Regions from separate parts of the Mus musculus genome. Here region 2 is linked to region 1. A link is a contact called in ENCODE Hi-C or POLR2A ChIA-PET data. All regions are on one chromosome and are shown on one strand. The core of a region is the stretch at or near the end of the contact, and the rest is flanking DNA. Distances in the headings are between cores, read along the strand shown. Region 1 holds the start of Kif1b (kinesin family member 1B). Region 2 holds the start of Ube4b (ubiquitination factor E4B).

The links. A loop is a pair of places that touch in the nucleus more often than their neighbours do. ChIA-PET counts read pairs that join two places held with the same protein, here RNA polymerase II (POLR2A).
Region 2: a loop to region 1 is called in a map of left cerebral cortex, with 4 times the contacts of the local background. The contact joins the promoter of Ube4b here to the promoter of Kif1b in region 1. A Hi-C loop is called at or near these places in 1 of 37 maps with a recorded cell type or tissue (left cerebral cortex). POLR2A ChIA-PET finds 5 or more read pairs at or near these places in 1 of 5 experiments (Patski).

What each region holds. Positions count from the first base shown.
Region 1 is chr4:149,303,111-149,310,511 of GRCm38, reverse strand. It overlaps Kif1b (kinesin family member 1B), which reads left to right and starts at 2,779. Exons shown (of 49, transcript NM_001290995.1): 1 at 2,779-3,083.
Region 2 is chr4:149,423,478-149,430,878 of GRCm38, reverse strand. Ube4b (ubiquitination factor E4B) reads left to right here and starts at 4,248. Exons shown (of 27, transcript NM_022022.3): 1 at 4,248-4,997. The coding sequence starts at 4,974.

The DNA.
Region 1 (7,401 bases), core at 1,530-4,029:
GCTACCACACTTTCAGGTTCGTCTTGGCCTTCAGGATGCCGCGGCATGAGAGAGCCCCATGCTCAGAGGTAGCCTATTTCCCGGACTCTAGTTTTTTGATATTCTTCCTCATTTTCTGCATTCTGCTTCTTCAAGCAGAAATAGTCTGTTTTTGTTTGTTTAATTGGTTGTTTGGTTTTGTGGAATAGGGTGTCACCGTGTACCCCTGGCTAGCTTACTCCGTATGTAGCACAGGCTGGCTCCCAACTTGTGGCGATCCTCCTGACTCTGTCTCCTGAGTGCTGAGAATTTGGCATGCCCATCATTCCTGGCCCAAGCAGGCTTTTCTTCATAGCTTATTTGCTTAAAAAACTTTATGATGGGACTAGAGAGATGGCTCAGCAGTTAAAAACACTGACTGCTCTTCCAGAGGTTCTGAGTTCAATTCCCAGAAACCACATGGTGGCTCACAACCATCTGTAATGGGATCCGATGACCTCTTCTGGTATGTCCGAAGACAGCTACAGTGTACTCATATACACAAAATAGATAATTCTTTTGAAAAACTTTATGATGTATGAAGATATTAAAATTGTATATATTAATGAGGATGGCATACTGTTTGGACACATAAACACTGAATAATGTTTAAGTTGGGTTTAGCATATTTATATCCTTTAAACATTTTAGAAAGATTTATCTTTTCAATAAAAAACTTGTGTGTGTGTGTGTGTGTGTGTGTGTGTGTGTGTGAGTCTATCTATGTGTTGGCATGTGCACAGGAGTGCAGGTGTCCTTGGAGATGTCAGAGCCCCCTGGAGCTGGAGTTACAGGTGGTTGTGCTTTGCCCAAATGTGGGTACTGGGAGCTCTGGTCCTTTTCATAGCAAGAAGTACACTTCCCTGCAGACCCATCTCTCTAGCGCCTCCTTCTTTATAGCGAGACGGTTGAAGACCTTTCTCCTGGCTTTCTGAAACGTAAGTGTGTCCATGTCAGCAGCTCTTGCTCCTGTGCAAATCCATCAGCGCTTCTCTACCCCTGATGATTCAGCTCCTCTTCCTCTTTCCTTCCTCCTCCTCCTCTTCTTCCTCCTCCTCCATTTCAAGAACGGAAGTCAGGGCTTCCCACATGCTAAACAAGCGCACCCCACTTAGCCACACTTCCATGCCAACTTCTTGCTTTAGGTATTTTATTGATGTCTGTTAAACTTTATTGTTATGGTACAGTGGGGGTGTAAGGTGTGTCTGTGTCAGAAGATGACTGTGTTCATCAGGCACTCTCCATCCACCTGGACACGGGCTCTGGACACCGCACTGGGATCCTCAGCTCATCGGAAGCACTTTACCCACTAAGCCATCTAGGTTTGTTTAAGACAGGGTTTCTCTATGTAGCCCAGGCTGACCTTCCACTCAAATCGTTGCTCCTAATATTTTAAGCAATTCTATTCTGTGTGTGTTTCAGAATAAATGACATCAACTCCTTTTGTGGGAAGGTGGAGTGTACATTCTAAAGAAAATGAGAGCTGGGCTTAGTGGTACGGATCTTTAATCCCAGCAGTCAGGAAGCAGAGGTAGACAGATCTCTCTGTAGGTTTCAAGACAGCCTTGTCTGCTTGGTGAGTTTCAGGAGAGCCTGAGCTACCAAGACCCTCTGTCTTGAACAAACAAGAACAAACAAGTAAATAAACACAATGAGAAGTGTCCAATGAATGTGGAATAGTGGGAGTCTGGAACTTCAGTGGCATGGTGATTGCCCAGAGTCGTTAGTGTAGAAAGTTAATTCTCACGTTTTAGTGTGTAGGCCTTTCTCTACCCAGTAATTCTGTATTAAAGTCAGGGTTGAGAGAAAAAAAAAAATCTTACTTTCAATTTCTGCTAATAAATCCAAACCACATCCTCTAACCTTAAAATGCAGTGTGATTGGCAGGTTGTCATTGTGATATTTTACTAAGCACTGAATTGAGCTGCTTATGAACGTCTGTGGGGCTTTTCATTTGAGCTGAACCTAAATCTGATTTTTAAAAAACATGGCTCATAGAGCTTTTGTGTTCTTATGAGCCCTGGTAACCCCCTCTAGGGGCATCTCTCTCAGGCCGCTCAGTCCATTCACTGGGCGCGATACAAAGCGTTTTGTTCCTGTGCTCACACCAGCACGCCATCTCCCAAGGAGACGCTGAATGCCCACTAAGTCATGCTTTCCCATTACTCATTCCTCCTTTTCTCCCAAGGTGGCGTGTGGGAGGTGTTGTGCTGGGGTTCGACAAGAATAGGCTAGGAAGCTTTCTGCTGGATACACTCATGCCTGAGCGTGGTTCCGTTCCCACCGCGCCGGGCTCGGTGGCTTCACCGTTTGAGCTGTTTTTCTAAACGGACAATGACTCCACACTCGGCCGCTCCCACATAATCCCAGCTCTCCGGATGGCATCTGGACCGTCCAGTCCCGCCCGGTCACTGAGCCACTTTTTGTCCCCTTACGAAGCGGGTCATTCGGCTACACAGGCGCGGCTGCTACCCACTAACACCTTTCCGGGGGTCACCCGGGAGGGAACTCTGGACACCGGCTTCGCCCACCAGGCACGCCCGCACCCGCACCCGCATCGGCTCCCGTACCACCAGGGGGCGCTCGAGTGTCTCCGTCGCTCCGCCGGCACCTCCCGCCCCCTCTTCCAGCCACGCTTTACTATTGGTCATCTGTCTCAAGGTCTTCATCGCGATTGGTCACCTTCCGCGTCGGTCTCGGTTGCTGGGCGGGCCGAGGTGACGCTCGGCGCTCTAGCTCGGGGCGGTGTCCCGCGCCGGCGGCTTCGGGCGGAGTTTGGCGAGCAGCGTCGCGGTGTAGTCAGACGGCAGTGGTCCCGGGAGGCGACAGCTCGGATCCGGGCTTCTCTCTGTTCCTCCGCCGCATCCACAGCCGCGCCCCGGCCTCCCGCCAATCCTCGATGCAGAGCTGGGCGGCCGCGTGATGGGGCTGCGGAGCGGCGCCCTGCGGCTCGCGGCGGCCGCTGCCTGCGCTGAGGTGCGTCGGTGCCCGGCCTCCCGCGCCCCTGCGCGCCTCGGCGTCTTCTGACTCGGCCGGCTCGCCCGTCTGTCCGCAGCGCGGCTGAGGTGAGGAGGCTGAGGTGGGGCGGCCGAGGCGAGGTGGGCGGTGGTGCCGCGGCGCCGGTGTAGGGGGCCGCTCCCGCGGGAGGGACTCCCGGCCGGTGACGGGCCTGGAGGGGGCAAAGCGAGGAAGCGGCGCGGCCGGCCGGGGCTCTGGCTCCGCGGTGAGGAGCCTCGCCCTCCGTGGAGAGACCTGGCCGGCCGGCCGCGAGCGCCGGGCTTTGGTCCAGCGGCCTGCCGGTCCCCTGCAGTGCCCTGCACCAGCCCTCCGCTTCCCCTGGGCTGCCAGGCCCCGCTCTGTCCGCGGGCCAGCAGATCGGTCGCTGTCCCGCCGTATGTGCGCACATTGCAGCTCTGAGGAGCCAGCCGATCTCTCCCCCCTCATCTGCTCTCTCACCCCCTATTGTGGTTGGCATCAGGGTTCCAACCGGGAATGTGGCAATGCCCCTGAGCCCGATGAAGGTAGGAAAGGGCATCCGACAGAGCGGAGGGCGCAAGGGCTGGACGGAGGAAGCGATGCAGAGGGAGGGGGCTTGTTGGATGCTGGCCAGATGGGAGGAAGGCTGGTGTGGGCTCGACGTTCAGCCGACCAGGATCACTCTGGCAGCCATATTGGGAGGATGATCTGACAAATCCTTTAGGAGCCAAGTCCGGTTGCTGGTAGGCACCGAGTGACAGCCCTGGCAGCTTTCAGGGTGACTGGCCGCACCAGAAGCCAAGTTGTGGGGGTTGGGAGGCCACTCAGAGCAAGCTAGTCATTGTTCATGCAACGCAAACCCTCACCGACTGGAAATGCAAAATTGAGCTCCCAAATCACTTTTTCTCTTTGGTGAATTGCTATATGAGCCTTCAGGGTAAACTGGCTTGAAGATTCCATTCTTGTTGGGGTGAAATTCTGTGTTTCTGTCCTTATCATCGCAATCCACCGCTGCTTTGGCCCTCGAAGGCCTGTTGATGTTTAAGGCCACTTTACCATATTGGAGGCTCTTGGCGTATTGCATGGCGTGCATAGATTTGCATAGTATCTCTTCGTGCAGAGATTAGGGAAAGTGGAATAAACTGGTAGCAGAGAAGACTTGCAGCAGTATCTCGGAGGATGCAGGTTGTCATCTTTGTGGAATCTGGAGGTAGCCTAATTTAGATTGTCAACAGATCTCTTGCTTATGTAGCTCTCTCTGGTCCAAGCAGCTGTTCTGCCAACACTAAGCATGCTGCTTTGTGTCATGATGTGCCTGTCTCAACCCAGAGAAAAGTGGTGTTCAGCTTTGAATAACTGTTTAAAAGTGATATTATAGTGGATATTGGACTTAAAGGTTGGCATTTTGTGGATTCGGCTTAGTCATAACCAAATTTTAGCTTGCGTTCTCATTTGAGAAGCGTGGTAGTTGATATTGATTATGAAGTAATTGAAGTTGTTAATGTTCTATTTGAGGAGAGACTTTGAAGATTACTCATCTTGATGTTTTAAAGTAGATTTAGAAATGATCAATAACTGGCTTCAGAGAGAGCCTGTAAATGTGTTTTCCTAGACTTTGATCCTGCACAGGATCTGGAGAGATGGTGTGACTCCTGCCTTCTTTATGCCCTTTAATTTAAACTTCATTTATTATATATATTTGTTTTTGGGAGGGAGTTGGAGCGCTAGCTCGGGTCTTAGACATGTTAGACAAGCTGTCTACTAATGAGCTAGACTCCCACGATCCATGCTCCCTTTTTTAAATGCGTAAGTTCTTTTTTCCCCCTATTTTAATTATCTGTCTACTTAAGAATAACTACAAAAACAAATTCCAATGTTTTTCTATTTCTAAGAAAAATCAGCACACTATTTTTTTTTTTTTTATAATTTTTACCGTTAGGCAATCTCAGTGAACTTTCAACAGACACTAATTTTGTTTTTTTTTTTAATTTGTTTATTTTATGTGTATGAGTGTTTTGCTTGCATGTATATGTATATGCACTGTGTGCTTGTGTGGTGCCCTCCAAGGAGAGATGAGGGTTGGATCCTCTGGACTTGGAGTGACAGGTGATTGTGAGCCACTCTGTGGGTGCTGGGAGCTGAACCAGGGTCCCCCTCAGGAGCAAACAGTGCTCTTAACTGCTAAGCTGTTTCTCAAGACTAAAGTTAGTGGTGTTGGCAGTACATTAATTAATATTAAAAAAATACAGAATGTTTGTTTATGATTCCATATCAAAATAAGGAGTAGCTTTAAGTACATGTAAAGAACTGAGATTAAATATAATTTAAGCTTTTGAAAAAAATTAGTCCTGCTGGGCAGTGGTGGCACACGCCTTTAATCCTAACACTTGGGAGGCAGCGGCAGGCAGATTTCTGAATTTGAGGCCAGCCTGGTCAACAGAGTGAGTTCCAGGATAGCCAGGGCTATACAGAGAAACCCTGTCTCAAACAACAACAACAACAACAACAAATTAGTCCTGATTATAAATCTGAAATGGAGGAAAGATTTCTTGACTCTGCATAGGTCTTTGCTGTTGAATATATTTCTAGAATTTATCCGATTAAATACAGATTTCTTGAGTTTGCATAGGTCTTCACTATTGAATATTTTTCTAGAATTTATCCAATTAAGTACAGTTTCTAAGGCATAGGTCAGACTTTTCCATTTCAAAACCAGATATGAATGCACTTTCTTTTTTTCTACTAAATTAGTGCAGGGAATAAATTATTGCCCAAGAAAAGTCTGTCAACAGTTCCCAAGGCCAAAGCTTTCTAGCCTATTTTTTTTTCTGTTTTGGTCTTGTTCTGTGTACAAAATAAAGGTCAACAATGAACCCTTGCTGCCTTGTTTGTAAACCCCTTCCCAGGCTACTCACTGTAACAAGTCTTTCCCAAGAGTAAGCATATCCCTTCGGTCTTGTAAACTGATGTGATAGAATTCACAGTGCCCTGAAGTTAAAGGTGTATTGTTCCTGTTTCACAGTGTTCTCTTTGGAAGAGGCCTTGTGTGAACAGATAGTGGTAAACGTGTGAACTCCATAAGAGAGTGAATATGTATACTTCTAGAACCTTTATTTTGGTGCAGGGTAGAAGACATTAAACAGATGTGGCTGTGATAAGAAAGCTTGTAGAAGGGGTCTTGGACTGCCCAGAGGTTGTTTTGTTCTGTTTTGTTTTGTTTTTGTGAAGAGCTCAGTGATTGGTTTGTTCTCATAGTGGTTAGAGGTCAATCCAGCCCACAGAGAGACTCAGGTCTTCATCCCAAAATACTGTAAGGCCTACCATTTGTTCTTAGACTCCCTTCGCATTGCAGTTGCATATTCCCTTTACCTCTGATGCACTTAGTGCACTGCTGCTTGTGCTGTGGAAGCGTCTGTGATTTTCTCTTTCTCATGCTGTATAATATTAATGGTCTTATGATTGTTTATGGCTGCATACGAGGTGCAGGTTAAAAGACTAACATCTATGCGTGCGTTGGCAGCACATATACTAAAAGACGAAAACTATTTCTTAGATACAAAACCTTTTTTTGGTTGGCAGGGCTGAGGACTGGACTTGTTAGGCAAGTGCTCTACCCAATCCCCAGCCCCATAAAGCTTTTCCATTTTATTTTACAGTTTAAAATTTTCATGTTTACAACAGAGCTTGACATTGAGTTACATACTTCTGTCATTTTCTCCTTTGGTAACTTGGGCATCTTTTGGCTCAGTTTTCCCTCACATTCAAATTTTATTGTTATCTTTGTGTTGCTAGGCACTGGACCCTGGGCTTTGCATATGCTGAGCTAGGGAATGTGCTCTTGAGCGAGGGCTCTAGCCTCATACAGGTTTTTCACATCATCTCGGCAGATGTCAGTGACTATCTACGTAAACAGTAGCAGCGGCAATAACGAGGAGAAAAGCATTGTGCTCATATTAAGCAGTTTCTATATATCAGGAGGCTCTTCTGTAAGCACATTTATTAACCAAATTCATAGACAGCCATGCCAAGTACATACTGTTATAGCTCTTTCTCATGTGAAGAAACTGAAACCTGCTAAACTTCCCTACCATGACTAGAGCTGGGTTAGTGACCACTGTGCTGAACTTCTTTAAAAACTATCCTTCCCTTAAAATTCCTTCACTTCTCGAGCACTGGCTGGGTTCTTTTCTGGTTACTGTTGTGCCACATCTTCTAACATGTCATTGCCTTCAGATCTCGAATTTGCCTTCTGATCTTAAACCCTGGTAATTTAGAGTTCTCACTTCTGAAGTCTTCTTGCTTGTGCATTCCGTGTTGAGGCCCCAAGGCTCCTCGTCTCTTCGTTTCCCACACTGTGACGTCTGGGTTTGCTGCTCCAGCTCTTTTCTTACGATACCAACCGTTGCT
Region 2 (7,401 bases), core at 2,999-5,498, 120 kb before region 1:
CTGATGCCCCCGGTACTCTGTCTCACAGGCTCAATTCTTAGTATGGAATAGAGGTTCTGGGTGGCCTGTCTATGTATGAATTAGCTGAAAGGCAACCCCTGGTTGAGGTGAAGAGACTCCGGATACAGTGGACTTGGAAGAGAGATAGGGAGCGGAATTGCCAAGTACAGACAGCTCTCTGAAGAGGTTTGTGAGCAGAGAAAGCCAGGCATAATGCTGTATGCCTATACTCTCAGCACCTGAGAGATTGAAGCAGACAGATCAGGAGTTCAAGGCTCATCTCAGATATATACAGAGTTTGAGGTCAGGTTGGGCTACTTGAGAGTTTGTCTCAAAAAAACAAGGGGTGCGGGATTAGGGAGAAGAAGAGAAAGAGAACACAGAGAAACAGGATCGAGGTTGGAGGAAGAAATAAAATAAAAGTGTTTCAGGGCTGGTGAGATGGCTCAGTGGTTAAGAGCACCGACTGCTCTTCCAAAAGGTCCTGAGTTCAAATCCCAGAAACCACATGGTGACTCACAACCATCTGTAACAAAAATCTGATGCCCTCTTCTGGAGATAGCTACAGTGTACACGCATATAATAAATAAATTAATTTAAAAAAGTGTTTCTTAATTTATTTATTTATTTATTTTACTTAAAGCCAGGTGATGGTGACTCCCCTTTAATCCCAGCATTTGGGAGGCAGAGGCAACTGGACCTCTGAGTTAGAGGTCAGTCTGATCTACAGATGGAGTTTCAAGACAGCCAGAGCTACACAGAGAAACCCTGTCTTGAAAAAAAAATTTTTTTCTGTATATGTATGTGTGTATCCATGTGTGTACCTTGTGTTTGTGTGTAGCTCAGAAGACAACTTTCAGGAGTCAGTTCTCACCTTTGACCTTGTGGAGGAGGCAGGGTCTTTCTTGTTTCTTTGGCTACTGTGATACATACTCCAGGCTGGCTGCTTCTTGAGCCTCAGGCCCACTCTTCAGTCTTTGCATCCCGCTTCACAGCAGGAGTCTTGAGATGACAGAGGAGTAGTGCCATGGGTTCTGGGATGACAGAGGAGTGGTGCCATGGGTTCTGAGGCTTGGCCTCGGCTTGCTTGGCTTGCAGGTCTAGTGATCTTGCCAACTGAGCCATCTGCCTGGCTCACCGTGAGACTGGGAAGAATCATATCGTGTTTTTGTATGTTAATGAGAATATCTGTCTGTCTATCTGTCTGTGCACCACAGGCATATTGGCTGCCTGCTGTGGTCAGAATGTGGTGACAGATCTCCCAGAACTAGAACCGTGGACAGTTGTGATCCACCGCATATGGGTACTAGGAATTGAACCTGGGTCCTCTTCAAGGGTAATAAATGCTCCAAACCACTGAGCCACCATTCCAGCTCTTCTTTCTAGATTTTTAATCTTCTTACAGAAAAATGAAGCAGCATTCCTGTCAAAGAACAAGGGAGCCTTTGGAATTTGTCATGATTTCTGGCCATCACCATATGTAACACCCCTGATGGAGTTCAAGCCTTAGAGTGTTGTTAACTACTTGAATTCCTCCTGCTTGGCTTCAGCCTGATCTCCACAGGGTTACATGTGGTTGCTAACCCCAGGAAATATAAGCCAGTGTGGCTGACTCAAGCCCTGTTCTGTTCTTGTATTTGTGAACCACTCATACAGCATTATGGGCAAAGCCCTACACAAGACACAGGTGAGCTGGTCAGTTAAGGTGTACTAGTCATGACCTTACCTGTGACTGACTGACTGACAGACAGACAGACAGACAGACAGACAATGGGGGGGAGAAACACAGAGAGCTAGAATAAAGTTACATATACAAAAAGGCTTGAGGGGCTGGTGAGATGGCTCAGCGGGTAAGAGCACTGACTGCTCTTTAGAAGGTCCTGAGTTCAAATCCCTGCAACCACATCGTGGTTCACAACCATCTGTACAGCTACAGTGTACTCATATACATAAAAATAAATAAATCTTTAAAACAAGGCTTGAGAGAAATAAGCAATATCTGAGGAAGACTATTTATTATTATTATTATTTTCTGTCCTACAGGGCTTCATAAATACTTAGGCAAGCATTCTACCACTGATTTATAGCCCCAATCCTGGGCAAAGGAAAAAGCTGTGTTCTTCTGGTAGACAGCATGGTAGGTAAAGGCACTTGCCATTAAGCCAATTGATCTGAGTTTGATCCTCAAAGCCCACACAGTGGAAGGAAGAACCAATTTCTACAAGTTGATGTCTGACTTTGCAAGAATGAGGGCCTGAATTCTATCACCAAACCCTATGTAAAAATGCCAGGCTTGGAGGCTTGCAAGCCCCAGGCTGGGGAGGCGGAGACAGGAGGATCTCCAGGGCTTACTGGCTAGCAGTCCAACCTAACTGGTGAGCTCCAGGCCAATGAGAGGCCGTGTTTCAATAGAGGTGGATGGTGTTCCTGAGATGACACCAAGGCTGTCCTCTGTCCTCCACACACACACATATATACATAGATGTACACCTCCACAAACAGGAACATATCCATACATATACTTGATAAGCAAATTAATGCAGCAGTGAGGAAATGACATCAAATCTAAAACCTAAACACTAAGAAGGAATAAGCCATGCAAAGTCCAGGAGAAGAGTCTTTGGGACAAAGGAGACAGCAAACGTCAAGGCCTCAAGGAGGAAAAACTATCTTTCTGAAGCCCAAAAAAGCAGTGCAGTTGAGGCCCCGCAAGAGTAGTTACCAAATGTTCAATTTATTTGATGTGAAATGTGCAGAGTAGGTAAGTCCGGGGAGCCAGAGGACAGATCGGCTATCGGAAGTAATGGCAGGATGAGGAGGAATGGTTATAGTGTGTTGGATGGCTGGGTGGGTGATTAAAATGTTCTGAAATTAAAGAGCAATGATGTTAAAGAACTCTCACTACCCTAAAGCCATTGTATACTTTACTTGTGTGATTTAATCTGAGGCTACATGGCAATTATCATGTTTTCAGAAAAACAATGTAATTGACATCAGTGTAACTAGGGGTGCAAAATGGCTTACACAGAATTCATTTCCTGGAAAGTAGAATGCAGTCCTGAAAAGCCTGCAGCGATTTAATTTTACTCACAGACTCTTTGCATATCTAATAGTCATGTTCCCATTTTTAGCATGTAGCAAACAAATTGTAACTATTTTAGTCACTTCTTGTCCCCTTGGATAAGATCAACTGTAACTCTTTTAAACAGGAGTGGAATGTTTAAGATTATAGTTCAGCTAAGAGTAGCCGGTAATGAACCCTAGCACTTGGGAGGCAGAGGCAGGCAGATCTCTGTGAGTTCCAGGCCAGCGAGACCCTGTTTCAAATACATACATGTATACACATATACATACATTAATGTTATAGTTGGGTAATCTGTGATGGTGGTGCATACCCCAGCGTTCAGGCAGGATTTCAAATTTGGGGCTATCTGAAATACATAGCAAGATTCTGTCTCAAGAACAATTAAGAACGAGATGATTATGGCTTTTGTAAGCCATACGATATATACTTTGTGGCAAAATCTGGATTTTCACGGTTCTGTTAGATTTTTCAATTTGTATTTATACATTGATTGTAAAGTAAGTTTTTGTTGTCCGGCCGAGCTGGCATTACAAAGGGTTAGTTACTAAGTCATTGTTCAATACATTTCTCAATAATTTGAGTCTCTACACCCTTAAAGCAGAGCACCTCTCTAAAAGAACAAGGTAAAATAAAATTAAGATCCTGTTAGTTTTCTTCCATGGGTTTTCCTGGGGGAGGAAAAGAGTGGGACAAGGTATTTGCAGGATGGTGCTAAATGCTCCCTGCAGAAAGCAAATGTGTTTCCGATTCCTCAGTTCTTCTAATGTCTGTAGCCGGCTTGCAGCATCCTGGAGGATTTCCAAGTCACTCCACAGCAGGATCCACATGGGAACAAACTAGCACCGCAGAAACCCAAGGCGCAGGGGAGAGCCCGTGGAAGGGCCATATTCGGATTGGCACATCCTGCCCTCAGCAATTCTACCTGGGCCCCGCCCACCGCGCCCCTCGCCTCCGCTCAGTCTCCATGGTGACTGTCCGCCCCGCCTCCTCCTCGTCTCCTCTTAGCAGCCCCTCTCGCCCCTCCCCCCGCCTGGCGCCGCTCAGGGAAGAGGGGGTGGGGCAGGGGGCGGGGACAGGATGCAAGCGAAGAGGAAATCGGCGGCGCGACGCCCGCTGCTTATTGGCTGGCGAATCCCAGAGCGAGAAGCCCCGCCTCCCCGGCGAGGGTCACGTGACCCCTTTCAAAGATGGCCGCCCTGTTGTTTTGATGAATAATTCTTGGTGGGGCGAGGGGGTAAGAGTAGGGTTGGAGGGGTAGGAGGATTTACGCTTCCAGCGAGGGCTTCGCCAGTCCCGTCCCTCCCCTGCCCCCCACCGGGGTTCTCGCGTGGAGGCGGGGCGAGCCTGGCCTGCTTTTAGAGGGGAGGGGCTTCCCGGTCCGGTGCTGGGCTCTGCCTGGGCTGCTGTAGGGTCGCCGCGCCTCGGGGGCATCCAGTGTGCAGTGGAGCTGTTCCCGCCTGGGCCCAGGGGTGGGACCCGGAGCAGGGTCTGCGGGAGAAAAAAACGCAGCTGCCGCGTCACCGCCACGAAGACACGGCGCGCAGCGGGCACGAGCCGAGCTGGAGACCGCGCCGCCCGCCCTGGGTAACCTGGGAAGCTGAGGGGAGTCAGTGGCGCCTGGAGAGGACCCCATAGCGGTGGCCGTGGCCAGAGGCGGCAGCTCTGGGCGCTTGCTGCTGGAGGAGGCTGCGGCGGTGCGAGCGGCCGAAGCCAAGGCGATTCAGTGCCTCGTGTTCTTAGTTTTTAACCTCTGACTATGCAATTCTGAAACCTCCCCCATTGGGGGACCAGACAGCCCGATAGATACCTTCCACTCTTCCTTTGCTCCCGCCCTGGTCTCAAGAACTGAAGGATCTCTCTAACGCCTTTCACCATTAAGAGGAAAGCGATGGAGGAGCTGAGCGCTGACGAGGTGAGGAGGCTGGGGCGTGGGGGGGGGCACCTTGAAAGGATTACTTGGCAACTCTTTGGCGCTTTGGATGGGGACAGATTTTTGCCCTGGTGGTGTCGGGCTCTTGGGATTGGGGAGGCAACGGAGATGGCATTTTCAAGAATAATGAAATATAATGGAAGTAGTCATTCATCATCAGGTTGGCTGTATTGTAAGAAGCCCTTGGCTCCACTTTGGGCTACCGTCTCAGTATGTTTACTCGATCACTAAAATTCTCCAGAGATAGAGAATGCAAGAGGGTCTCTCGTTTTATTCTCCTTTATTCTCTCTCGTTTCTTCATTCGGAACTCCACTCGCTTTTCTTTCTTTTAGGGTCTGAAGACGGGGGTGGGGTGGTGAGGAGCATCTTGAAGGTGTTCAATCTTTTTAAAAGGGTGTTCGAGAAAGAGGGGCGCGATTTAGATCGTGGTATATTGTGTGTGTCTGCGTCGTCGGGGGTTTTAAAGAACAATTTTGCATAAAATCATGATGTTTAATGGCAGTTTTAAAGGGAAGGATTTGAAATCCCAGATACATGTGACCATTTCATTGTAATAAATTATCAAAGGTACCTTTGTGTTTGAGAGGTAGTTACAGATTCCTTGAGATTTAACATTAACAAAGTGTATATACTTAATAGTTAAAAAGATTCCAGTTAAATTACACTAATTTAACAGATTCCTAATGACTTCTGGTATTATGTTACTTTTGTCAGGACCCCTCCCCCTCAAACTTGGGTTGTACTGTGTGGGATCATCAGGAAAGCAGAGGCAGTTAGGGAACTAGGGATTTCTATGCCTCAGTTGATTTTTTTTTTCCCCTTGTCGTTTTACAAATTGAAAGCATTCCTTTCGAGATCCCAGCTGGCTTAATTTCTTCCCCTGCTTCCCGTAAGCTTCCCCTGCAGTATTATGAAAGTAGTCGTCATCTGTCATCAGGTCGGTTGGAAGAGGCCGGTGCTCCACTTTTGGCTATGGTCTCCTCATGTTTATTTACTCACTAAAATTCTCCAGGGATGGAGCATGCGCGTACGTGGGTGAAGGGTCAGGTAGGGGGGAAAAAAAACCAATCTTGTGACTTGTGATATTTCAGTTGTTAAGTCAGAATTGCTAATTTTCAGTCAGCTAACTTGGTTTTCCTCAACTACAGCAGGAGTGTAATCTTAAATCAGAAAAGCCCTGAGTAGTTTCAGGAAATATCAGGAGATCAACTTAGAAATACTTGGTTTTATGTAGTTTAAAAAAGCATCCTCCCATTTTCCTTTCATTCTAAAGAAACACAATCTGTGTTTTTCTGTAGCCCTTTACTTCTAAAAAGTACTATGCTTTGTAAAAGTTCTTGGTTTAGCGACCTTTACAGATTTGATCTTCGTTAATTTTTTTTTCAAACCACTTAATTTTGACCAGACTATACAGACTGGTCAAAGATACCGTATAATCTGGAAGGTATCTCTTTATTTTGCTCAGTTCTTGAGATGGTGTAACTCTCTTAGTGACCATAAAAGGAACACGTATAACCTTTGTGGAAGAAATGGAAGAAATTTTTTTTCAAGGTCAACAGAACACTAAAATGTATATGAAAAATTAAATTCACTAAAGCAGGATTAGTATAAAGGTATTTTCAACAAATTAGTTGGCTTGACTACAGTGGCAGTACAATTAATTACTGGTCATTTTATTCTCATTAGAAGCCAGAACAAAAATCTCTTTAAAAGCTTTTTTTTTTTTTTCTTTTTTGACTCTCACTGTAGCCCAGGCTGGTTCCAGCTCACAGACCCCTACCTGCCTCTGCCTGAGTGTGTACCAGTGTGCCCAGCTTTAATCCAGGTCCCTTAATTCAGAATTAGGTGTGCATTTCTCAACTGAGATGTTTCCAAAAGTGCTTGTGCCCATTTTTGGTTACTCTGGTAGTAGAAACTTATATGACAGATGTTGTAGGTGATGTTGATTTGGTTAAAAAAATATATAACACTCCGGGCGTGGTGGCGCACGCCTTTAATTCCAGCATTCAGGAAGCAGAGGCAGGTGGATTTCTGAGTTCAAGGCCAGCCTGGTCTACAAAGTGAGTTCCAGGACAGAGAAACCCTGTCTCGAAAAATTAAAAAAAAAAAAAAAAAAAAAAAAATAAAACACATGTGTCTTACAAGGATACATTTTAGAATTAAAACACACTGACGGGGCTGGTGAGATGGCTCAGTGGGTAAGAGCACCCGACTGCTCTTCCAAAGGTCTGGAGTTCAAATCCCAGCAACCACATGGTGGCTCACAACCATCTGTAACGAGATCTGACGCCCTCTTCTGGTGTGTCTGAAGACAGCTACAGTGTACTTACATATAATAAATAAATAAATATTTAAAAAAAAAAAAAAAACAAAACACACTGACGT